Regions from separate parts of the Mus musculus genome. Here region 1 is linked to region 2. The links are chromatin loops, found by intact Hi-C in ENCODE. Cell type or tissue: left cerebral cortex. All regions are shown on one strand. Each heading gives the region's core, and the rest is flanking DNA. Links, peaks and the distances in the headings are about the cores only. Region 1 overlaps Lrrc47 (leucine rich repeat containing 47). Region 2 holds the start of Tprgl (transformation related protein 63 regulated like).

Evidence for each region. A loop is a pair of places that touch in the nucleus more often than their neighbours do. Peaks named below come from ENCODE experiments on the same cell type or tissue, not always from the same donor. Only the 100,000 strongest peaks of a DNase experiment are listed, where the experiment ranks them.
Region 1: a loop joins it to region 2, with 3.0 times the contacts of the local background. A loop is called at or near these places in 5 of 42 quality-filtered maps.

What each region holds. Positions count from the first base shown.
Region 1 is chr4:154,013,606-154,025,187 of GRCm38, reverse strand. It overlaps Lrrc47 (leucine rich repeat containing 47), which reads right to left. Exons shown (of 7, transcript NM_201226.1): 2 at 9,080-9,532; 3 at 7,654-7,770; 4 at 6,703-6,818; 5 at 6,156-6,258; 6 at 5,705-5,794; 7 at 3,676-5,557. The coding sequence ends at 5,312. It overlaps Smim1 (small integral membrane protein 1), which reads left to right. Exons shown (of 4, transcript NM_001163721.1): 3 at 1,297-1,500; 4 at 1,735-4,718. The coding sequence starts at 1,391. The coding sequence ends at 1,861. Among named protein-coding and RNA genes, the nearest start is that of Smim1, 6.6 kb to the left of the region's middle. In left cerebral cortex, for the core only: a CTCF peak has its summit at 5,420 (motif pointing right); DNase peaks (open chromatin) are centred at 2,117, 2,523, 3,559 and 5,423; H3K27ac peaks cover 2,309 bases.
Region 2 is chr4:154,153,731-154,165,312 of GRCm38, reverse strand. It overlaps Wrap73 (WD repeat containing, antisense to Trp73), which reads right to left. Exons shown (of 12, transcript NM_021499.2): 9 at 10,673-10,778; 10 at 9,947-10,072; 11 at 9,021-9,212; 12 at 8,495-8,781. The coding sequence ends at 8,633. It overlaps Tprgl (transformation related protein 63 regulated like), which reads left to right and starts at 4,629. Exons shown (of 4, transcript NM_026388.2): 1 at 4,629-4,958; 2 at 5,052-5,228; 3 at 5,891-6,044; 4 at 6,748-7,828. The coding sequence starts at 4,684. The coding sequence ends at 6,942. In left cerebral cortex, for the core only: a CTCF peak has its summit at 6,096; DNase peaks (open chromatin) are centred at 5,164, 6,099, 7,131, 9,197 and 1 more place; H3K4me3 peaks cover 2,399 bases; H3K27ac peaks cover 1,906 bases.

The DNA.
Region 1 (11,582 bases), core at 1,250-9,249, 140 kb after region 2:
ATTGAGGCGAGTGTTGCATGGATATCTAGACTGCATATGTGGGTGTAGCAGCTCCAGCCATCACACAGGCAGGAAAGAGGTGGCTACTCTTAATTTGGGGAAAGCAAAAGTCCCCTCTCCCCACATTCCACTGTAGAGAGCACTTTGCCCACAACTGGTGACACGGTAAAGGGGGGATTGGGATCTTTAACCTGTCTCAGCCTAATGTGGCTGCCACAGGAGGAAGGGACAGCCCTGTGCAAGCAGCTGGCAGATTCTTTCTGAAACAACAGCCCGCCCACACTCCAGCAACACTCTGTCACCTCAGGCTGTCAGTCAGAGGCTCCACCAGAAGACACGCGCGGCTGTTAAGATGGTGCCCTTCCTCTTCCCATTCAGCCGAGCGTCCTGAGGTTCTGGAGCCCAGAACCTCAGCCCATTTCCTGCAGCCCAGTGGCCTGCTGTACCTTCAGGTACACAGGGTTATGTAGGACGGGCTGTATCCCCAGTGCCCCCGCTGCTGGGAGACAGGGTCCGGGTCCTGGAGCTGGGTGCCACAAGGGAACATTGGGTACCCAGTACCTAACTTTATCCGTATCTCACGGCCTGTACTTCTAGTATGTGCCCTGCTCCCTTTAGGTAAACACGAGGTAACAGGAGAGGTCAGAGGGTAAATGACATGCTAGTGTCCACTATAAGCCTGTTGGCAGTAGGTCGGAGCAACCATGCATGGCAGTGATGTCACTGTGTCTGTCCTTTTCCTGGGGTGGCTGGCCCTGGGGGAGTCAGGGATGGTTTGGTGCTAGGAACCTTTCTGTTCTGGGCACTCGTGTGTCTTTATTTCCTGCCCATCTACAGCCCTCTGGAGCCCCCGCACCCACAGAAGCCCTGCCTGACTCCTCTCAGAAGCAGCAGGTGGAGGAGGGGCTGAGGACAGCTGCTGCGGGGCCTCCTCCCTGGCTGGCTGGGCTGGCCGTACCAGACACCAGCCACTGCTCATCCCTCCCCTTGCCAGCCTCTCTGGAGAGCAGCTCCAGGCCTTATCTGTAGGGCTGGGGAGGAAGACGGTTATCAGGTTGTTGGCAGCTACACTTTCCTGGTCTCTGAAGGCTGCACTGGCTGTCTCCCCTGATAAATAGGAGGTAGGAGAGCCCCTCAGAGGCCCCAGTTGTAAATGCAGAGGCTTACTTACATTCCCGAGGGTCAGGGCTGGCCACCACCCTGCCTCCCTGGGCTGGAATTCCTTATCAGGTTCTTCTGATGTGACCCTGAGCTAGTTTCTGGTTATCATTGGCAAATCCCTTCCCCTCCTTCCAGGCAGACCCTCCCCAACCAGCAGCTTCTGTGAGTCTGGCCTGATACCTGCCTTATCTCCTCCCTGAATGTGGTAGCTCCACCCCAGGCCTACAGCATGCAGTCCCAGGAGAGTGGTGTTCACTACAGCAGGTGGGACAGCAGCAGCCGGGATGAAGTCAGCATGACCGCCATGTCCAGCTCGGAAGAAGCCTCATGCTATAGGAGGTACAGTTCCAACAGGCCAGCAGCTCCCACTGACCTGACCAGCTTTGTTCAAGCCCAGCCCGTCCAGGTGCCCACGGCACCTTTGAGCAGATAGGTAACTCCCACCTATAGCATAGCACTCAGGTCTAACCTCTGCCCATCTTTTCCCGATCTAGCCCGCCGCTTCCCCACCCATGCCCACTCGGGAACCTCCCCGTATCGTTGGTGTGGGCTCACTGGCTGTTCTTATTCTAGGATCTCCCAGAAGCTGTGCTCTGGCAAGCTGGGGATAGCCATGAAGGTGCTGGGTGGAGTGGCCCTCTTCTGGATCATCTTCATCCTGGGTTACATCACTGGCTACTACGTGCACAAGTGCAAATAAATGCTGCCCCACTCCCAGCCCTGGGGATTCCCTCCCATGTACACAGGCCATTTGTGCAGACACTCCTCCATACAGACCCCAGGGCATATGAAGATGCCAGTGTGCACTGTCAACATGGCTCCCCATCTCCAGTACACAGGGTAGACCCAAGACTGAAACCCCAGCCCAGGCAGCCACCAGCGAGAGTCACACAGGCTGGAGACTAGGCTAAGCTCCAGCTGAGCAGCAGGGAACCACCCCCACCCCCCACCCCCAGGTTGGGCTTTGTGCCCCGATTCCTTTGGCCAGTGCTCCATCTTCCCCAGCCTAGGCCCGTCCCTAGCTGAGGTTGGAATGAGTGATGGTCTGTGCAGGGGGGTGCTTGGCAGCCCTCAGGGGTGAGCTTCTCCCTGTGGGCAGGGCTCCTGGTCTTTTGGCCTTCCAGATTCCTGGTTGTGCAGGATGGGCCCTGAATAACGACTGTGGCTCCTATTTTTTCCAGGGCACACAGACAGGGCCTCAAATCTTTCTGTGCAGGGCACAGGGGCTTACCACCTCAGGGATGGCCCGGAGAGAAGCTGTGTGCCCTACCGGCTGCCTCCCCACCAGCCCCCACTCCTTAGAGACTGTAGACAAATCACTGCTGAAGGAACAGTGGGTGACAGACTCTCTCCACTAGCACTGCCCAGCCAGGCATGACTTGTTCCAGGCCTGACCCTCCTCCACAGCTCCTCCTGTTTGGCTCTGTCTTGGAATGTGCCCCTCCTGACTGGGCCTTCTCCCAAGAACACAGAGACCCAAGGGTCAGGATGTGGCTGGACCTGTTCCCTCCTTACTGGACCATGTGAGGACATGACGCTGAACAAGGGCACTGTGACTCGATGGGGACTTTGGTCCCCTCTCCAGTGGCCCATGTAGAACTTCTCTGGACCACACCTTGTTCCCAGTATGCTGTGAATTGGCGCAAGGCTGGCGGGCTGTGGCTAGAAAACTGTGAGGTCTGCACACTGACCTGAGAGGGTGGCAGGCACAGGGGCTGCTGCTATCAGTGGCCAAAGGAAGGAGGCCAGAAGCCAACCCCTGCTTCTCCCTGGCCAGCGAGGCTGGTATGGCTGGCCTCCTCATCCTAAGAGGCTCCTGGTTAGGCCCGACCTAAGCTTCAGTGGTCCTTGTGTGGGAGATTGCAGTAGAGCTACTCCAACTGACCTGGACCTCTGTAGTACAAGTCTAGACCCCAAGTCTAACAGACAACTCCACCCCCACCCCTCCACTCACAGGCTCCAAATGAGGTAAGACGGTGGTGTGTTCTCCACCTCACCCGCACCCCCCAGTCCTGAGCTGCCGCAAGGCGGGCATCGCAAGGCGGGCATCGGGAGGAAGTCCCAGTGAAGGACCCCCTAAGGCCTAGTGGAGCTCTTGTCAAGAGGTCATCTTTGGAGCAGGTGTGTAGCAAGACAGGGCAGACATGGCTGAGCCAGGGACATGGGTGCAGTAGAGAGGTGACAGGAAGGAGTAGTATTTGATGCAGGAGGCACCATGTGGAAGGAAAGGAACGGGAGCACTGTCCTCAGGCGTCTCCTGTAGTCCCGGGCTGACAGTGAGGCGGGCTTCCAGCCACATTCTGCACTCCACACTGGGTCAGGTGCTCCCAGCCCACTCCTGGCAGCTGCCCAGTAATCTTGCGGAGCTGCTCAGTGAGCCCCATGGTCATGGACACCCTACCCTGGTGGGGGTTCGGGCTGCTCTCCCATGTATGATGTCTGCTACACCTGAGGACTGGTGAACTGCAACACTGTCCTGGGAGACGCATGTGCTAAGGCTGCTGATGCAGAGATGTCGTTACCAAGGGTTTTTATTAGAACAAAGAGGCGTTCTGCTTGAATCTGTAAAAACAGTTTCAAAAATCTCAATGAATCTCACACCTGGGCTGGGCTGGGCTGGAGGGAACAGCAGGAACTGGGGGGAGACAGGGTGAGCACAGGATAGCTCCACCCTAAACACTTAGTAGGTGAGTACTTGCCACAGCCACTCAAAGGGACCTGTGAGCAGCCGTGTCTCATGGAGAACAGCTACCAGCGTTGTCCAGGGTCTGCCACGAGGAGCCTGGAGCTTCACTAGTTCTGACAGCTAACGGCTCTCGCACGGCCTTAGGATGAAAGCCGCACGCAACCCCAAACAGGTGTTCTTTTACAGAAGGTAGAAATGGTCCTTTAAGGTCAGAGGTCACCAACGAGAAGGTGTCGAGGGGGAAGGCTGAGGGTCTGGTTCTCTTCTCAGCCAGATGGCAAGGCACGGGGCCACCAAGTCCTCTGTGCAGCTGCTGGGTCCTTAGGACCAGGCACTGTGGCTCGAGGGATGGCAGCTGTGTGCTGGTACAGATGCGTACACATGCGGAGATGGGATGTGCGCAGTCAGGATGCACAGAGATGGGACATGAATAGTGGGACACGCTGACATGGAGCCTGCAGGGCCATGTGTGAGGCACAGTCCACGAAGCATCTGTCTGACTACAAAGGACTACACGGACATAGATAACTTCCTTGGCCAAGGCGCAGATGTGCCAACAACGACCAGCACTACAGTTCCAAGCACAGCCGTGGAAGGCAGATGCTGCCCTGGGAGCATGGCGGCAGCACGGTGCCTGGAAACAAGCTCTAAGAAGATTACACTCACAACATGATGTTCTCAACTGTCTATGCACAGCTGATTTAAAAAAAAATTCTATTAACATGTTGTAGAAAAATAAATACTGTTCAATAGAATGCCTGCGTTCAACCTGACTCTCCAGCACGGCCACAGGCCACATGATTCAGAACATCCCCAGCAGTTACTGAGTGATCCATGAGGACAGGAGACAGGAGAGTCACATTGGAGCTATGATGATGATGCAAACTCACATTACCACAGTCACCTGGACAAAAGCAGACACCTTAAAACACCCAGAGAAACAGCAAAGAACCAGTTACACAGAATCTACAGCACACCCACACCTATACCCACACAGACCCCTACAGCACACCCACACCTATAGAGATCTACAGCACACCCACACCTGCAGCATACCCACACCTACAGACACCTACAGCACACCCACACAGACACCCACAGCACACCCACACCCACACAGACACCTACAGCACACCCAGATACCTACAGCATATCCACACCTACACAGACATCTACAGCATACCCACACCCAGATACCTACAGCATACCTACACCTACAAAGATCTACAGCACACCCATACCTACACAGACATCTACAGCACACCCACACCTATACAGACACCTAGCACACCCACACAGACACCTACAGCACACCCACACCTACACAGACACCTACAGCACACCCACACAGACACCTACAGCACACCCACAGATACCTATAGCACACCCACACCCACACAGACACCTACAGCACACCCACACCCACACAGACACCTACAGCACACCCACACCTACAGGAGCCTGTCAGCGGACCACAGTCACGTGGGGAGGGAGGGTGATCAGGTCCGTCTTGGATGGGTACACCACCTTCAAGCTCCCTTCCAGGTCCACCACTCGGACCTGCTCCACCACCAGAGGGCACTGTCCATCCTTCCCAGAGCTCAGAGTCAAGTTGGGATCAGAAAGCCCACAGCCGGCATCAGCTTCCGTCCCTGAGAGCATGTCTTCCTCTTTATTTTCTGAAGTGCTTTTGCTCAGTTCTGCCATTCTCTGAAAATGAAAATACCTTTTTAACAGAGAGAAGTGGCCCAGGAAGTCGGCTGTGGTAACCCACAGAGCAAGCAGACAGCAGCTGTGTAAGGGATGGGAATGCCAAGCTGCCCTCAGGGCCGGGGTCTAGGGCTGGCCCTCACTCACCAGGATAAGGCTGTCCATGATGTCCTTACAGAGCTGCAGGCTAGTGGCACTCGTTACTTCCAAGAACAAGTTGCAGGTGGTTTTCTTAATCTTAAGAATTGGATTTCAGAAAAGAAGAGTTATTGGTGTTGGGCTGCCAGCCGCGCACCGTGTTCAGAAGAATCTATAAGCAAAGCTACAGAAGGCTGGAGGTGCAGCATGCCTGCCTTGGATTAAATCCCAGCACTGCACACACCAGGCAGGGTGTGTGCCTGCCTATTATCCCAGCTTTAGTGAAATGGAGACACGACGGTCAGAAGCTCACGGTAACTCTTAGCTTATAAAAACCTGTCTCAGAACCAAGAGCATGTAGCAAAGGGCCCCAGGCCTCCTCTCTGCACTTCTATCGTAAGCAGGCTACCGTGTGATGGGCTTAGAGGACATGAGCAAACTTCAGACCCCACCTGCCTACCTTTGTCTTCTCACTGTTTGTTATAGGAGGGAAAGAAATCACGTCTCCCTCGGCATCCACAAGACAGGGGTAGTTCTCCTTCCCATCCAGGAGGTGAAGGTACCTGCGTGGGAGGGAACCAGGCAGGTGTGAGCCAGTGGGTAAGATGAGTGGAGGCAAAACTGCAGATGGACTAGGTGCAACATTAAAGGCCAAGTGTAGAGCCATGTGATACCAGAGCTGCCTTAGCCCAGCATCCTCACCGGGCCATAGACCCTGGAGGTGACACTGGACAGAGGCCTTAGGTCTGACAACCCTGACCCTACCATGGAGAGCCTGATGGTTGCCAGGAGCAAAAGACCTCCTCCACCCTGGAACAGGACGCTGCCTACCCTCCCCACCACCACTGGAGCCTGGTACTTTCAGGACGGAGAGTCGGCCTCTCTTAGAAGGAAGTCTTGGGAGACTCCCTCCCCATCTGGCTGTTTTTGAGCTTCTGGCGGCTGTAGGGCTGGCTGAGGTACAGCTGACATGGTGGCAGCATGCTGACCCCTGTGCCGACACTGACCTGTGCAGCCCTGAGACGCTCTGCCTCTTCTTCTGCTTTCTCTGTTCCTCGGCCTCCAGCTGCAGCTGCCGCACGAGCTCCTTGGCCTTGGCCTCTTTCCGTCCCAAAGGCACAATCTGTAGGAGCAGAAGCCACAGCTCATCCTGCGGCCGAGGCCACCTTTGAGCACGAGGGATGCTGTGCACCTCTCTCTACCTTAGTCTCTAGCTGGGAATGGGTCACCAACTCTCCAGATCGGGAAGCAAGAGGCTGAGGCCCATCACATGGAGCACACTGGCTGGCTTCACTTCCAGAGACTCCTCTGGAGACGGGGTGCTTAACACTCAGTGCCTAGCTGAGATTCACTTTAAACCTAGCCCAAAAACAACTATTTCTAAGAACCTGCATTTGCTGAGACGGCTGATGGAGAGATAGGATTTAGCTGCATGAGCCGGTTGATTCAGGCATGCAGCTGACACCTGAGTTCCTTTACCCTGGACCCCTAAGCCAACAGCCTGCAGCAGCACCCTCATGAGTCAGCTCACACTACAGGTGTTCTGTAAGCGGGACATAAACCAAAATCATTGGCTAAAAGTTGATGAGCTGGCTAGGCATGGTGGCACATGCCCTTAATCTCAGCACTTGGTGAGTGCGTGCGGGGGGTGGGGGGGGTGGGGGGTGGGGGGGTGGAGGGGGCAGAAAAAAAGATCTGAGTTCAAGTCCAGTATAGTCAGGACTACAGAGTGAGGTCTCATCTCACAGAAGTTGAGGCGTAAGGGAAGCACCTTCCAAACCCATCCCTGACAATGGGCATTGGCATAGCTATGCACTGGGCCCCAGAAAGAAGGCAGAAACTATGTCCCATATGCACTTGCTGTAAAATATCAGGTTAAGCTTCCCAGGCCCAAGTCCATCCTGAGAGTCTGCTAAAGCCAAGTGCAAGTGCAGACTGAAGGGGCAGTCAGTTGGCACCTTGAGGTCCTCGGGCGGCCGGGCTGCATACAGCAGGGGTCCACGCACAGCCTGGAGGTCATGGGTCGCGATGGTCGCTGCTGTCCTCTTCTCGCAGAGGTCGTCGTGGAGCTTCGTCTACAGAGGAGAGCACAGCAGGGGCTTCAGGGTCCCTGCTGTCCAGGGAGGGACCTTCATGGAAGCCATGGGCTCCAGTCTGCAAGCTCACCACAGCAAAGTGGCACCGCCCGACACCTCTGTCTCCCAACCATACTCTTTTCTGGTCCCCGGCAGCTTTTCTCTTCTCTTTAGTACTAGAACACGGCACTTACACTTTAGAGGACTTTCATTTCAACCTCTTACTTCATCTACAAGACAGACTGCAGGTTTGTAGCTAAGCTGGGCATGTCTTGGGGGCAGGGCACCACTGGCTTCCTCCCTGAGCTGCTGAGGGAAGTCTCACACAGCAACTGGTCTTGCTGGCACAGGCTGTACCTGTCTCTCCTAGGCACAAATGCACAGAGGTGCTTCTTATTCCTCAGGGGAGGCAGATGCCGAGGCGCCTTAGGGAGTGGTCCAGCCAGCCTGACCGAGAGCTCGCATGAGTGTGCTGTGACACAAGGTGACCCGAGAGCTCGCATGAGTGTGCTGTGACACGAGGTGACCCGAGAGCTCGCATGAGTGTGCTGTGACACGAGGTGACTGCTCATCCTCACCATCATCCTTCCTTCCTTTTTCAGTTGTTGTTGATTTTTCAAGACAGGGTTTCTGTGTCCTGAAACTACCTCTGTAGATCAAGCTGGCCTTGAATTAAGAGCGATCCTCCTGTCCCTGCCTCCCAAGTGCTGGGATCAAAGGTATCTGCCACCATTGCCTAGCTATTATTATTTTGGAGATAAACTCTCTCTATGCAGCCTTGGTTGGCCTAGAACTTGCTATGCAGACTAGGCTGGCCTCAAACTCCCAGAGATCTCTTTGTCTCTGCTGGATTAAAGGTGTGTACTACCATGCTTGGAAAAAGGAGACAATTTTAACATGGTCTGCAGAAATTAGCAATGTCCCCTAATATCAAACATCGTCAATAAATTTATGTCTTAACTATGGCAACATGTGGAAGTGTGTGGAGGAACCATGGCCCAGCAGACACTTGACAAGGGTATGCTCTGGGTACCAAGCATCTACGGGGATAGGCAAAGGACCCTCTTCACCCTGAACTAGGGAAACAGATACAGAAACCAAACCAACTTTGCCTCCTGTCCCTGCCCCAATGGTATACCCAACATGCAGACTCCCCCAATCTGTCTCTTGCATGCATGCCCACCCCAGCATGCAGCATCCACCAAGTCAGCCTGCTGAATGCATGCCCACCCTAGCATGCACCCAAGTCTGTCTGCCATGTATCCACCGCCAGCATGCAGCCTACCAAGTGTGCCTGCCGAATGCCCACCTGGGAGTTGAGAAAGCGACGGAGTGCATTTCCTGGCTGCAGGTCCATGCCTCTCACAATGGCCCCGACGATGTATGGGCGCACATCCTTGACCTCCGGGCTCACCCTGACTGTCAGGGGTGTGGGGTTCTCAGAGACATGCAAGACCTTGAGCATCAGCCTGGCTGAGTCTGCTACCTCCTCCTCGCCCTCCCCGCTTTCCCGATGCTGCTTCCGCTCCCGTCTCTTCTTTCTGTCCTCCTTCTCAGAGGCCTCTTGCCGGCCCTTGCTCCGGCCGCCGCGGCCACCAGCACGAAGGTACTCTAGGATGGACTTGGTCTGGCAGCCACCCACCATCTTCTCCAGGCGCTTGTCTCGAAGCCTGTTTCCTCGAAAGTTGATCTCTTTGAGCTTGGGGCAGTCTGCCAGCTCAGCAGGGATCTCTGTTAGTTGGTTGTTGGAGAGGTCCAATGTCTGCAGTGAGAAGGAGAGTCAGGACAGCCAGGCCTGGACAGGTGACAACACTGAGAAGAGTCAGGACAGCCAGGCCCGGACAGGTGACAACACTGAGAAGAGTCGGGACAGCCAGGCCTGCCCACTGGTTACTTGCATGGCCACAGCTGCCTGCTGCCATGCCCCTCCCCCTCCTTGGTTCACAGAGGCAGCCAATTCAACACGTCAGGCCTACAATTACAATACCAAACATTCAGACCTATCAGCAGGCTAGGGAACAGACCAGGACCCCTTCCAGTCTCAAACAGGCTCCCCAAATGGTGTCCAGCTATCGCTTCAATGTAATGACAAAAAAGAGCGATACCAACAAACCCTGTCCCCACACCAAGCATGACATCACCAGGGGTACATGGCCCCATTGCTGTCTTTCATAAGATGAGGGTGGACTGGAAAGAGGTAGTAGTGTTCATACCACACACACAATGCCCAGGGGTCTGTGGGAAAGAGCTCCCTGCCGCTAGACAAATGTGCTGCTTTCAACGCAGTGGAAGGGTGTGCAGCCCTATAACCATAAACATCCCTTTCTCAGGTGGTGGGGACTCTGGTCTGCTTTATTTTTTGCTCTTATATCGAGCACCGCTCTGGAGGAACCAGGGAGAGGTCTACAGCGACCACAGGTGACACCTCTGCTCTCAGACACAATCTGTGGCAGTTGAGTCCTAGGAACCTGGGTGTGGAACGAGGATGGCCGTACAGGCCTGACTGCTATGACACACGTCTCTCTGGATGGTGCAGCTGCTCAGCCTCTACCTCTGAAGCAAGTGAGAAGGAATCAAGCCATCAGGCTACTTGGTGTGGAGAAGACACAGGACACAGGGGCTCTGTCCATACCACCAAGGTATAGCAGGAATTCAGGAGGCAGAGGACAACTATAAAAGCTAAAGGAGAAAAGCATGAAAAGGAGGGACCCGGCCCTTGTGGGGAAGAGGCCAGATAACAGCAATGCCTGATAGGTGAATGCAAGGCAGGTTACCCTGCAGGGGAGTCACCAGGAGCAAGCTCATCAGGTGTCTCGGTGTGCTGACTCTCACTGCGACCTGCCACATAAAGTTGGACTGGCATTTTCTATGGTGCAGTCATCAGCCTCAGATGAGTCTGGGTCTCAGATCTGTACCCCATGCCACGCCCAACACCAGGTCTTCACAGATCCACTTCCACTGGAGGCAGAGCCTACCCTTTCAGGACCTATCTGGTTCCCAAGTAACTACTCTGAGGACCACTGTGACATTATCAGGAACCAAGTAAGGGGGGGCGGTGTCTGAGCCAGACTAGCAAACTTTCTTCCCAACCCTGTGAGGTCACCAGCCCAGAGGACCTAGCTCTCCAAAAGCATGACCGATGACATGGGCCTTATTTGACAGTAGGTCTGCAACAGCCTGTCTGTAATTCTGTGGATTCTGAGCTTCTGTACTCCCTTGAAGGACTTCTGTGAAAATGCCCTCCCTTGACTACAGTGGGATCAAAACACACTTGTCAAACACTGGGTTGAATGACATGCTTCTGCTCCCACTGTTAAGATGCAATCTACTGAAGACCTGGGGGAGAAATACGCAGAAGGGGGCAGCGGTGGGGCTGAGCCTCAGAAAGAGCCCTTAGGGAGGGGATCTTCCAGGGATACCATCTGACAAGGGCGGGTCAGAGCAGGAAGCAACAATCCCAATGCCAGTTGAGCATCTCCCTGGGGCCCTGTGAGGACAGCAGCAAAGGTGAAGAGTGAGTCGAAGAGAGGCAGGTGGGTCTTGCCACACAGAGACACAGGGTGAAGCGTCCTGGTGAGAAAGGTGATGCTTGCCCATGTTTACCCAGCCCTCAGTGCCTAGAGCGGCAACCTTGTCATGGGAGTGGGGCCAGGGTCCAAGGTGTGATGGGCAAGCACAGACGTGAAGCCTTTTGGGCCCTCCGGGGGGAGGGGGGGAGAGGCAATACCACCAAAAGGTGAAGCAGGGCGGATGTGCCAGCCTCCTCCCAGTGCCCACGGGACTGCTGTGCTTGGCCGGCTGTATGCCTTGCA
Region 2 (11,582 bases), core at 2,648-10,647:
GTTTTCACTGCTGTGATGAAACACCATGATCGAAAGTGATTAGAAGAGGAAAGATTTATTTCTTCTTACAACTCTCAGGTCAGAGTCCATCACTGAGGGAAGTCAGGCCAGGAACTCGAGGCAGGAATTTGAAGGCAGGAACTGAAGCAGAGGCCGTAGAGAGATTCTGCTCACCACTGCATTACCTCCCAAGGCTGGCTCAGCCTTTCTTATACAACACAGGACTACCTTGCCCTAAGGTGGCACCACATGAAATGGGCAGAGCCCCCCCCCCCCATATTACTCACCAATTAAGAAAATGTTACAGCCGGGCGTGGTGGCACACGCCTATAATCCCAGCACTCAGGAGGCAGAGGCAGGCGGATTTCTGAGTTCGAGGCCAGCCTGGTCTACAGAGTGAGTTCCAGGACAGCCAGGGCTATACAGAGAAACACTGTCTCGAAAAACCAAAATAAATAAATAAATAAATAAATAAAAGAAAAGAAAAGAAAAGAAAATGTTACATAAGTTTGCCCACAGGCCTGTCTGGTGGGGGCTATTTTCTCAACTGAGGTTTCCCCAATGACTCTAGCCAGTATCAAGCCGATATAACGCTACACAGCAGACTGCCGTCCAGCCACCATGTGGTTTCCCAGCATAGGCCTGGCCTGGCCCATCCCAGGCCTCCACCCATCACTGTATATCTACCCTTTACCACAGGGGGGTCAGGGAGGAAGGCCTGGGATGGCAAGTGTATGGGATATTTACCCATCACTGCAAGCAGGGATGGTATCTGTTCACATCTGGGGAGATGGCACATCTGAATTGCATAGCTTCCCTAGGAAAGCCCATGTCCTCATGCCCACATCCCCCCGTGGGGCCTGATTTGGAAACGGGGTCTTTGGTGAAGTTACTGAGAGAGGGGGTCTCAGATCAGATCATTCTGGATTATCAGAATGGGTCCCTGTAGGAGAACAGAGAGGGAGATGTGAGAGGGGACATCAGGGAGACAACTGCCAAGATGGGGCTGGGTGGTAGGAGCTGTGCTCTTTCTCTAGTCCCGTCTGTGTGTGCATTTAACTCATGTGTGTATATACGTATGTCTCAGAGTGTGTGGAGGTCAAAGGACAATCTACATGAGTTTCTTCTCTCCTTCCACTGTGTGGGACCCAGGAATTGAACTCTGGTCATCAGGGTGGCAGCAAAGACCTTTGCCTGCTGAGCCACCTCTCCAGTCTGGGAACCCGGTTCTCTTTCAAAGTTACCTCTGCATCTGTTGTGGATTCTTTGACTCAGTGACCGAGGTTAACATGGGAAGCACAACAATCGCAGAGCTTGGGGCAGTGCGAGGATTGCCTCCTGAGGCAAACTTCCAGCGGTGCACACCCTGTGCACGACCCAAAGTGCAGCTGGCTCTGGAAGGACCACACACACAACAATCCTCCGTGTGTGTGTGTGTGTGTGTGTGTGGTACCAGCTCTGGAGGAGCCCCATGCAGCTCTGAGAACCCACCCCAGCGTGCTCAGGATTCTCACAGGTATCAAAGGTGGGGCTCAGTCTTAGAGGAAGCATCTCAAGTGGCAGAGCATGTGGGAGGCCTGGGATCCATTCTCAGCACTTCAAAAAGGAGGGCCCGCTGAGTTCCCAAAATGCTAAGTCACAGCATCAGGAAATTAAGGCAAGAATCTGCTTGTTATAGCTGAGCTTCTGAGTCTTCTACAGAAAGATAACAGCTTCATCTAGGACTTGAAAACATCCCATACCTGCCAAACTGTGATCTCCCAGGGAGGCCATGTGTGGGTAGTTGCGCCATCTGCTGACCACTTTGGGAACAGCCTCTTGAAAATCCCTGGCAACGGCTAGTGGACCTCAGGACCAACCCAAGCTCTGGGCCCCCAATACCTTACTCCCTAGTCACAGTCATCATGTCTTGCTCCTTGCCCCCGCCGTGACCTGTGTGCACACGTGGAGGTCATCTAAATGCTTCATCGCTTGCACCTGCCCGAAACACCCTCCCCCCCCCCACACACACACCAGTTGAATTATGTACCTGTTAATGATACACGCAAGTCCCAACCAGTCTCCATGACTCTCACCATCTTTGGAAAATAGTCTGTGAACATGATCAGGTCAAAAGGGGGCCGTTAGGGCAGGCCTGTGCCAACGTCAGGAATCCTTACAAATGAGAAAGCGACGATGACTATGGAAAGTCAGCCAACGGGGAGAGGCAGCCACAGGCTGAGGGACATCCAGCATGGCTGACAACACGGGAGGCTGGAAAGGCAAAGGAAGACATGTGCCCTCAGGTATCAGAAGGACACACATACATGCACATGCAAGCGCACATGCACACACACTGTGGTTCTGGCCGTCTGGTCTCAGCAACCTCACTACATGCTTCGGTTACTTCCAGCAAGCCAGTCTGTGGTCTGTCCTGGCAGCCTCACGTAAGATATAATGGTGTTTATTCACAGTGTGGATACTGGAGACTCCTCACGGTAGTAAAGGATTTACACTTCTGTAGAAGCCAGGTTTCAGAGCGGACACCTGCTGCTCGTCCCCTCTGCTCCGGACAGATACAGAGCACCTGCTTAGCCGTGATCCTTTGAATGAGAGGCTCTAAGTGCCAGTATCAGAAATCCACCTGCCTCTGCCTCCTGAGTGCTGGGATTATAGGCGTGTGCCACCACGCCCGGCTGTAACATTTTCTTAATTGGTGAGTAATATGGGGGGGGGGGCTCTGCCCATTTCATGTGGTGCCACCTTAGGGCAAGGTAGTCCTGTGTTGTATAAGAAAGGCTGAGCCAGAAATAGATGATGTTTCTCTCTCACACCTAGGATTCATGCATGCCACAAACTTGACATTTGCTTATTTGTGTTATTAAACATTATTCTTATGTGCATTGGTGTTTTGTCTGCATATAAGTCTGTGTAAGGGTATTGGATCCTGGAGTTAAGAGTCGTGAGCTGCCATGTGGGTGCTGGGGATTGAACCCCAGTCCTTTGGAAGAGCAGCCAGTGTTTTTTGTTTTTTTTTTTAAAGATTTATTTATTTATTTATTATATGTAAGTACACTGTAGCTGTCTTCAGATGCACCAGAAGAGGGCATCAGATCTCATTACGGGTGGTTGTGAGCCACCATGTGGTTGCTGGGATTTGAACTTTGGACCTTCGGAAGAGCAGTCGGGTGCTCTTACCAACTGAGCCATCTTACCAGCCCTAAAGGTAGAAGCCTCCTTGATTTTTTTTTTTTTTTTTTTTGGTTTTTTTCGAGACAGGGTTTCTCTGTGTAGCCCTGGCTGTCCTGGAACTCACTATGTAGACCAGGCTGGCCTGGAACTCAGAAATCTGCCTGCCTCTGCCTCCCGAGTGCTGGGATTAAAGGCGTGCGCCACCACGCCCGGCGCAGCCAGTGTTCTTAACTGCTGAGCCACCTCTCCATCCCTGGCTTATTGCCTTATATGCACTTATCTATTCATCTCCCCTTTCTCTGTCAGCTTTCAGCACACTCTTCACATCCACAGCGGTCTCAGGAACCTCTGTGGGAATTCACGTCATCGTGGCTGCTCCCACCAGTGTCCCGGAGACCTCATTGGACTGGATTCTCTGACGAAGCCACACTGTAAAAGGTCCAGCAGGCTAAGGAGCCCTCACAACGGTCAGGAGACAGACTACAGGCCTGAGCTGTATCTTGGGCTGTCATTCACTGATGAGTCTAACCTATGTCTTGGTGACTGTTAGAAAAGACTTTTGGGCCACACTATCATAGCGGTCCATTAGCTCCATCAACCCAGGCACACTGCTGGCACCCCCGTGGGAGCAGGAACTCAGGGACATCTCGCATGGCTTCTGTCCCAGGGAGAAGCTGCAGGGCCCAAGAGCATCCTACGGCGTTTCCTTCCAACTCCCCCCACCCCCCGCCCCAGCAGCACTCTTCGGTGACATGGTAGCTTACTTGTGCGTATCATGCCCAATATAAAGAACCCTCTGACAGCCACCTCTGACCTGCACACACTCCTATCTCCAGTGTGCACACACCCTATAAACCCACACTCCCAAGGTGACCACGCCCAAGGAGTGCAGCACACTCCTGAGAAGCCTCTATCTGAGGTGCCCCGACACAGTGTCCACAATCCTCAGACGCGCACACACCCATTCCCACGCTTTCACAATCCTCAGACGCGCACACACCCATGCCCACACTTTCACACTCCCCAGGCATGCACACCTCCTAAGTGCGCCGCACACCTCCGCCCGAAGTGCACCGTAAGCCCGAAGGTGAAGGGCACGGAGCCAAGCGAGGACACACTGTCGGGGCAACGCCCTACGCACGAGCCCCCAAGTGCCCCCTTCCGCGCGAGTCCATGGCGTCCCTTTCCCCGTTCTCAGCCAGGAACCCCCGACCGGCATTTTTTTTTTTTTTAACTCGCCCTTCCTGTAAACAGGAAGTGGCTCCGCGCGTGGCGGCAGCTTCCGGCCCAGGAGGGGCCGCCGTAATCATGAACGGCAGCACTTTAGACCCAATTGCAGAAGACAGCTTAGGGGAAAGCCAATCGCGAGACGCAGTCGACGGAGCTGGAGGCGGGTCCGGAAGGCGGGCTCTGCAGGACTCAACCAATCACAAGGCGAACGAGGGAGGGCGGGGCGCGGCCGGGCGGACGCCGGGGCGGCGGCCGTCGGTGGAGGCTGCCGGTGGCGGCGCGATGCTGCAGCTGCGGGACACGGTGGACTCGGCGGGCACGAGCCCCACGGCGGTGCTGGCGGCCGGCGAGGACGCGGGTGCGGGCCGGCCTGGGGCGGGCACACCGCTGCGCCAGACGTTGTGGCCGCTGAACGTCCACGACCCTACACGCCGCGCCCGCGTCAAGGAGTACTTCGTGTTCCGGCCCGGCACCATCGAGCAGGCGGTCGAGGAGATCCGCGCCGTGGTACGGCCCGTGGAGGACGGCGAGATCCAGGGGGTGTGGCTGCTGACCGAGTAAGCCGGCGCGAGGGGACTGCGGGGACACTGGGCGGGGGCGGGCGGGGGCAGGCGGGGCTCTTGGTGATGGGCGGCCCCTCTCCTCTCCAGGGTGGACCACTGGAACAACGAGAAGGAGCGGCTGGTGCTGGTCACCGACCAGTCGCTGCTCATCTGCAAATATGACTTCATCAGCCTTCAGTGCCAGCAGGTGGTCAGGGTGGCGCTCAGCGCGGTAGACACCATCTCCTGTGGAGAATTCCAGTTTCCTCCGAAGTCGCTCAACAAGTAGGTGCACCAGCGCACTACACGGCAGGGCCCCAGCGGATCCTGTAAGTGGTATTGACCCACTCTCTTGTGAGGTAAAGGTCTCATCTTGAAGAACCAGTGGAAAGGACCTTTAAGTAGAGGCTGGTGATTTCCGGGTTGCTCAGTACCTCCTTGAAAGGGATGCTGGCACAGTCGGCCACTCTGTCCCCACTAAAAACCATTCATTTAAATACCGTTAAGATACATGGAATCAGAGCCCACTGTCATAAGCTATGTAGGGAGTCTGGGAGTTTTAACTCCAGCAGGAGGGAGACACAGGGCATGTGCTCAGTATTACTAAAAATTCGATACATCGCAAAACACCTAACAGCCTTCAGAGACTGGTTGGCTTGCTATAAAAGAATTATTTGACTAGGGACTCCAGGAAGCTAATGGCTACTAACTTAAGCATCATTCAGTAACATTAAGAACAAACACGGCCATAATTAGGCCAGGTTGGACTGTGTGCCGGTTTCATAGGCTGCAAAGGAGGCTCATTAACTTGTTACGCTTTGGAAGTGTGTGAAGCTGTTAGTGGAGGCCATTGTTACACTAGGTCACAGGTTCCCCAGCCATCCCTGATACTGAATGCAATGTTGTATTCCTGTGGTAAGCAAGGCTTTCTCCCCCTCCCCCATCAGGAGAGAAGGCTTTGGGGTTCGCATTCAGTGGGACAAGCAGAGCCGCCCTTCCTTCATCAACAGATGGAACCCCTGGTCTACAAACATGCCCTATGCCACCTTCATAGAACACCCAATGGCTGGCATGGACGAGAAGACAGCGTCTCTGTGCCATGTAAGCAGGCCAAGGCCACTGTCAGTGTGAACCCTGGAGGTGCAGTTCCACAGTAGGAAGCTAGGTGGTGCTGTTTAAGAACAGAGTCACCATCCCATTGCAGGATGCTCAGTCTGGACTGGGTGGGTGAGCGAGCATGGGAAAAGCCCACAGTACTGGCGGGGCTTGGCAGGTGCTGCTGGTGACACAGGTACTCTGGAAGTTCCCAGGAGAGGTGCTGAGGGAGCGCTGAGCATTCTGCACAGTTAGAGTAGGGCTGAGAAAGCCCTGTCACTTGGTGACATCATAGTCCTCATGAATTCCTCCATCTGTGATGCTACCTGTCAGTCAGTGCACAGCACACCAGTGCAGGCAGCGTGTGCAATTACAGCATCACCTGCTTAGTGAGGTGCACTCCAGAGCATGTGCGTCTGTAAAAAAGATTTTCCACCTGTTGGCACTGGCAGTACCTTGTCTCAGGCTGCCGAATCTCCTGACTGCATCTTTAGAGATAGACTGGTACTCTCTAGGTTGGACTTAAGGCAGGTCCCTTCATGATGTTTGTACATGATGAACCACCTGATGACACAGCTCATAGGGCCCAACCTGTCATTGGTGATGTCATCACTATGTGGTATTTGGGAGGATTTGAACTCAGAATCCTCGTTTCCCAGTACTGCTGTCTTGGCATGAGGTTAAGGCTCCATGTTTATTCTCTTCAAAGTTGGAAAGCTTCAAGGCTCTCCTGATCCAAGCTGTCAAGAAGGCCCAGAAGGAGAGCCCACTGCCAGGGCAGGCGAATACCGTGCTGGTGCTGGAGCGCCCCCTCCTCATCGAGACCTACGTGGGGCTCATGTCCTTCATCAACAATGAAGCCAAGCTGGGCTACTCCATGACCAGGGGCAAGATAGGCTTCTAGACAGCTGCGTCCCGGAAACCAAGGTGGTGGGGACTCCCTGTGCCACCTCATGCCACCCACTGGCTGGAGGGAAGGAGGGCATGTATCCGATTAGAATAGTCAAGTGGATTATGTATATTTAGTTGGATATTGGACATCTTGGCAACACAATCTTACAAAGGCAGATTCAGCTGCCCCCATACCACTGTGTTCCTTCTGTAACGCCACGTTCTCCCTCCAGCATGCCGAGCACAATGTCCACCCACTTGTGCTGTGTAGACTGTTGCATACAGCTGAGTACAGTGAGCGGCTTCTGCACATATTTAACTCTCCCTATATATTAACTCTCAAGTGCTGTATTTTAAAATTCAGCCCGTTTTTTAAAAAAGCTAAATACAGTAGCAGCCAGCAGCCAGTCACTAAGAAAGACAGTCTGCCTGGCAGCTCCTGGTGAACCTGCCTTTCTGTGAATGTGTCTGACTTAGAATCACACTTTATAAATTAATCCAGGTTGTGTTAATACAGCAGTTTTCCTAGGCCCAAAAGGTTACTCTCATAACATAAGCTAGCCCCTTCCGGAAGTCATGGTGGTGGGTTTCTATCATCCTGTCTCTGTTTAAAAGGGACTGAATAGTTGGGTTTTAAAAGTGCATGCTATAAACAGACGAGCATCCTAGAGCTCACTGAGCACTGCTGAGCTTTGACACGCCAGCCACACACAGCTTGCTGCTGTCGTTCTAGCCTTGCCAGTGCACTGTAGATGCTGGCCTGTCACTCTATACCTCTCGCTTTAGTTAACCGGCATGGATGTGACCGGAATGCCATGGCCTATCCAAGAGGAAAGGTGACCTCAGATGCACCTGTTTTCAGCCTGTGCTTTTGTTCTAGTAAAGACATTTAAACCAAATGGAGTTGCTCCTTTTTGAAGTTATTGTCACAGAATCAGGAGTGCCAAAGACTGTCTTGAGGACTGAAGTCTGGCTGACTGAGGACCCTTGTGAGCATGGTCCTCTTTACAGAAACTCAGATACACAAGTGTGCAGTCCTGGTGGGAACCCTGGTCACCAGTACAGACATACTGGTCTGTCTGCTTTCAAGGCACTTACTAGAGATAGAGAGGTTTGGGTGGGCTGAGCTCTTCCACTCTACCAGGCAGTGACCCAGGCCTCTCTGCAGAATTCACTTGTAAGGCCAGAGACCTGCCCAACTGTTGTGGGATTTACAGCTCACACGGGGACAGGCACAGGTGCGGGGCACTTCTGAGTACATCCAGCTGCAGGAGGGCTGGCCAGTCTGACATTAGTCCACCTTGTTCCAAAGCCCACTGACAGAAAACCCCTCAGGGAATGCTGACCCTGCCTACGAATGAGTGTGGCACTGACCATTTCTTGATGCCAGGAAGTAGCTGTTAGAGCTGAAAGCCAGCATCCCTACACCCATCCTCGGGTTCGCTACTGGCTTCAGAGTCTGCAAGGCCATGAGGCAGGCTTGAGTCCTTACTTCAGGATTCTTTATCCTCCCAAGACCTTGGGTCTGTGAGCTAAGGCCTTGAAGAAAACAACCACCACTGTTCAATGGATTAGCAAATACCTACTTTACATAACTTTATACATATTTACAGAAAACTGGGCAGAATAGCCCATCCCATCTGGAGAACCTGTGCAGCCGTTAGCTCACGTTGGAATCAGCAGTCTACTGCCTTGGTTTCCACTCAGGTCCTAGGCATGCCGTCCCGCTGTTCGTAGGCTGTGCCAACCCTCTCCTTGGTCTCCAGGAAGCAGAGACAGAAGTGGTCCTTACTAAGGAGGGCCAAGGAATCCCCACTTAAGTGCCAGCACAGTCCGAGCACTGGAAAGTCACCTAGAGAGACAGGCAGCCAGAGGGTTAGAGACCGGGGCCTGCGGGTGAGTGAGGAGTCTGGTCACCCCAGGGCTGAAGACAAAGCCAGTAAACCTTAAGGACAGCCAGTTCCTGTGAGGCACACAATCTGGGCAAGGTCCTACAGGATGCAGAAGGGCATCTTTCCCATGCATGACACGTGGCAATAGGTTTAAGCAGGTCAGCCTGTCTGAGGCCAGCATGTGCTGGCTTACGCTTACCTTCCCCAGGCACCTGCACCGACACGCAGCCTGCTGGGGACCACAGGTACACCTTGCTTCCTCCTGTGCAGATGGCCAGCCTCGGCTGCTGTGGGTCCCACTGAAATGAGCGCACTGGAGACATATGCTCTAGTACCACAAACAGCTTCAGCTTTTGAATGTCCCAGATCCAGACAGCATTGGGGACATTGTCTGCAAGGAAGCAGAGACGGGACACATGTCAGTGCTGGCACTGCCAGCCCTCTGGCTGTTCTCAGGGACCAGCACCCAGAACAAAGACATGGCCTGCCAAAGCCACACCTCTTCTTCCTGTGGTTTTTACATCTGTAGATGTACAAAATGCAAACAAGACAGCCCCCCACTTCACTTGTTAGGGAGCCCACAAGAAGACCAACTGTACATTTCCTACAGTGTGGAGGCCTAGGTCCAGCCCCTGCCCCTGGATCCCTTTCCCCTACCTGGACTGCCGAGTTGGGCCTCAGTGGGAGAAGTGTGCTTAGTCCTGCCCCAGGGTGGGGGTGGGGGGAGGGCGCCTCCTCTGAGGAGGAGGGGACAGGGCAATGGGGAAGGATTTGTATGGGTGGGACTGGGAGGCGAGGAAGGAGGGAGGCTGTGGTCAAGATACAAAGTATATAAAGGAGATAAACTATTAAAAACACAGAGGCACCCCCCCCAAAAAATGCAAACAAAACTAGAGGTAAGCCCTGTTCTTGCACAGTGAGGAGTGCAGGAGGGAGCAGCCAGGCGGCCAGGCCATGGGCAAGGAGCTGCTGTGCAGAAAGGAGCTGCTGTGCTGAACGCCCATTTCTGCAGGAACCAGGGAGAGGAGCACACAGCTGCCCCTTTGCTTCTCGGTTCATCTCTACTCTCCGCCTCAAAGGGCCGCGAGCAGCTGACCCTGCCTACGAAATGAGTGTGGCACTGACCATTTCTTGATGCCAGGAAGTAGCTGTCAGAGCTGAAAGCCAGCATCCCTACACCCATCCTCGGGTTCGCTCTGTCAGCTACTGGCTTCAGAGTCTGCAAGGAAACTGGTCCCGAGGCGATCTCATCTGCAACACGACGGGGGACGGGCTAAGGGCACTGGTTAAGGGGAGAGGGCAAAGAGAGGGAAGGAAACACACTGCAGAGAAGCACAGGAGGGATTAAGAGGACAGCTGTGGTGAGAGGCACGTTCACAGGTTCCCTGGGGACAACAGTTCCAGTGCAGGATACAGCCCTGCTCTGAAGCCCTGCTTTCTGAGCTAGTCCCCACTACTTGGACACCTGGCAGTTCTGTCCACCCATTTCCAGCGTCTCGGGGCACAGGTGGCTACCCCTTTCCAGCTGGGAATCAAAGAACTATCACCCAACAGAAAATAAGTAAGCACAAGCCAGCATGAGCAACCTACAGCCTGGCTGCCTCCCCCCCTCCAAGCGGGTGCTGCACAGCTGATGTCCCCTCACTCCTTCAGGGACTGCAGAGCAGGGAGGAAAGGCAGGCTTCACAGGAGAACACCTGCGGTCTCTACACTGCAGGATTGAGACCCCCATCTTAACATCTTCCACACCCAAAACAAGCAGCCTCTGAGATTCACGTGGACAGAGGATTCTCATTTAAGAGAGAAAAAACAAGCTTTCTCCCATGGAGGACACAGCCCTCTGCTGCTTACATTTGCTCTCTGAGGTAGAGAGGGCACCAGCCATTGCTCGGGGCGGCGGGAAGGACAGGTGGCCCAACCCCAGCAGTGGGCTCTTCTCAGCTTCCTTATACACAACCTGAAAAACAATGATGTGGCTGCTAGCAGTCTGTGACGAGAGCCAGTGGAAGGTGGCCCAACCTATCTATGTGCCCCACACGGAGGTCGCTGGGAAGAGGCGGCGGCCAAGTCTGACCCTTTGCAGCTGCCACCGCAGTACTGCTGGCCAGGCTGTCCTTTAGAGAGGGCTCTGAGCACATGGCTATGTTTACATGGTGAGCTATGTCACAGCGATTCGGCAGTGGCCTGTGTGTGCACAGGAGAAAAGTAGGCCAGGAGAGGACAGTGGTGGCAGCGAGCCTGTGGAGTAGCAAACGGCCAGGCCTGACAGACTTGGTGCTAGCATGGACCTTACAGGCCCGGGCCACTGGGAGCATGACTTTGAAGGCCACATTGGGACCTCACCTGTCCTTCCTCTCTGCTTCTTGGCCAGAGCAGCTGAAGGTCAGCTCTGCTCTGCCATTTGTCCCCACCACAATGTGCTACCCAAAGTAAATGGTGAAGGGACCATGGACTGAAACCTCAGAAATTAGGAGCCAAAATGAACCCGTTCTACTTTAACTAGGTTGATCGTGTCCCCGGGTCCTCTGACCCGGTGACACAAAGTTCACTCACACGCTTAGGTTAGTGGGGTACTCCGCAGTCCCAGGCAGAGAAACCACCAGTGCACACGTGGGGGAGACAGGCGCTTGAACCACAGGCAAACCTTGGCAGCCTGCACGGCCAGCCTGTACTCTGTCATCTCTAAGGTTCAACCACTGTTACAGGAGGAGCACCCTGACTAAAGCCCAGCCTCCACCTAGCTTCTCCTTCCTACAGGGTT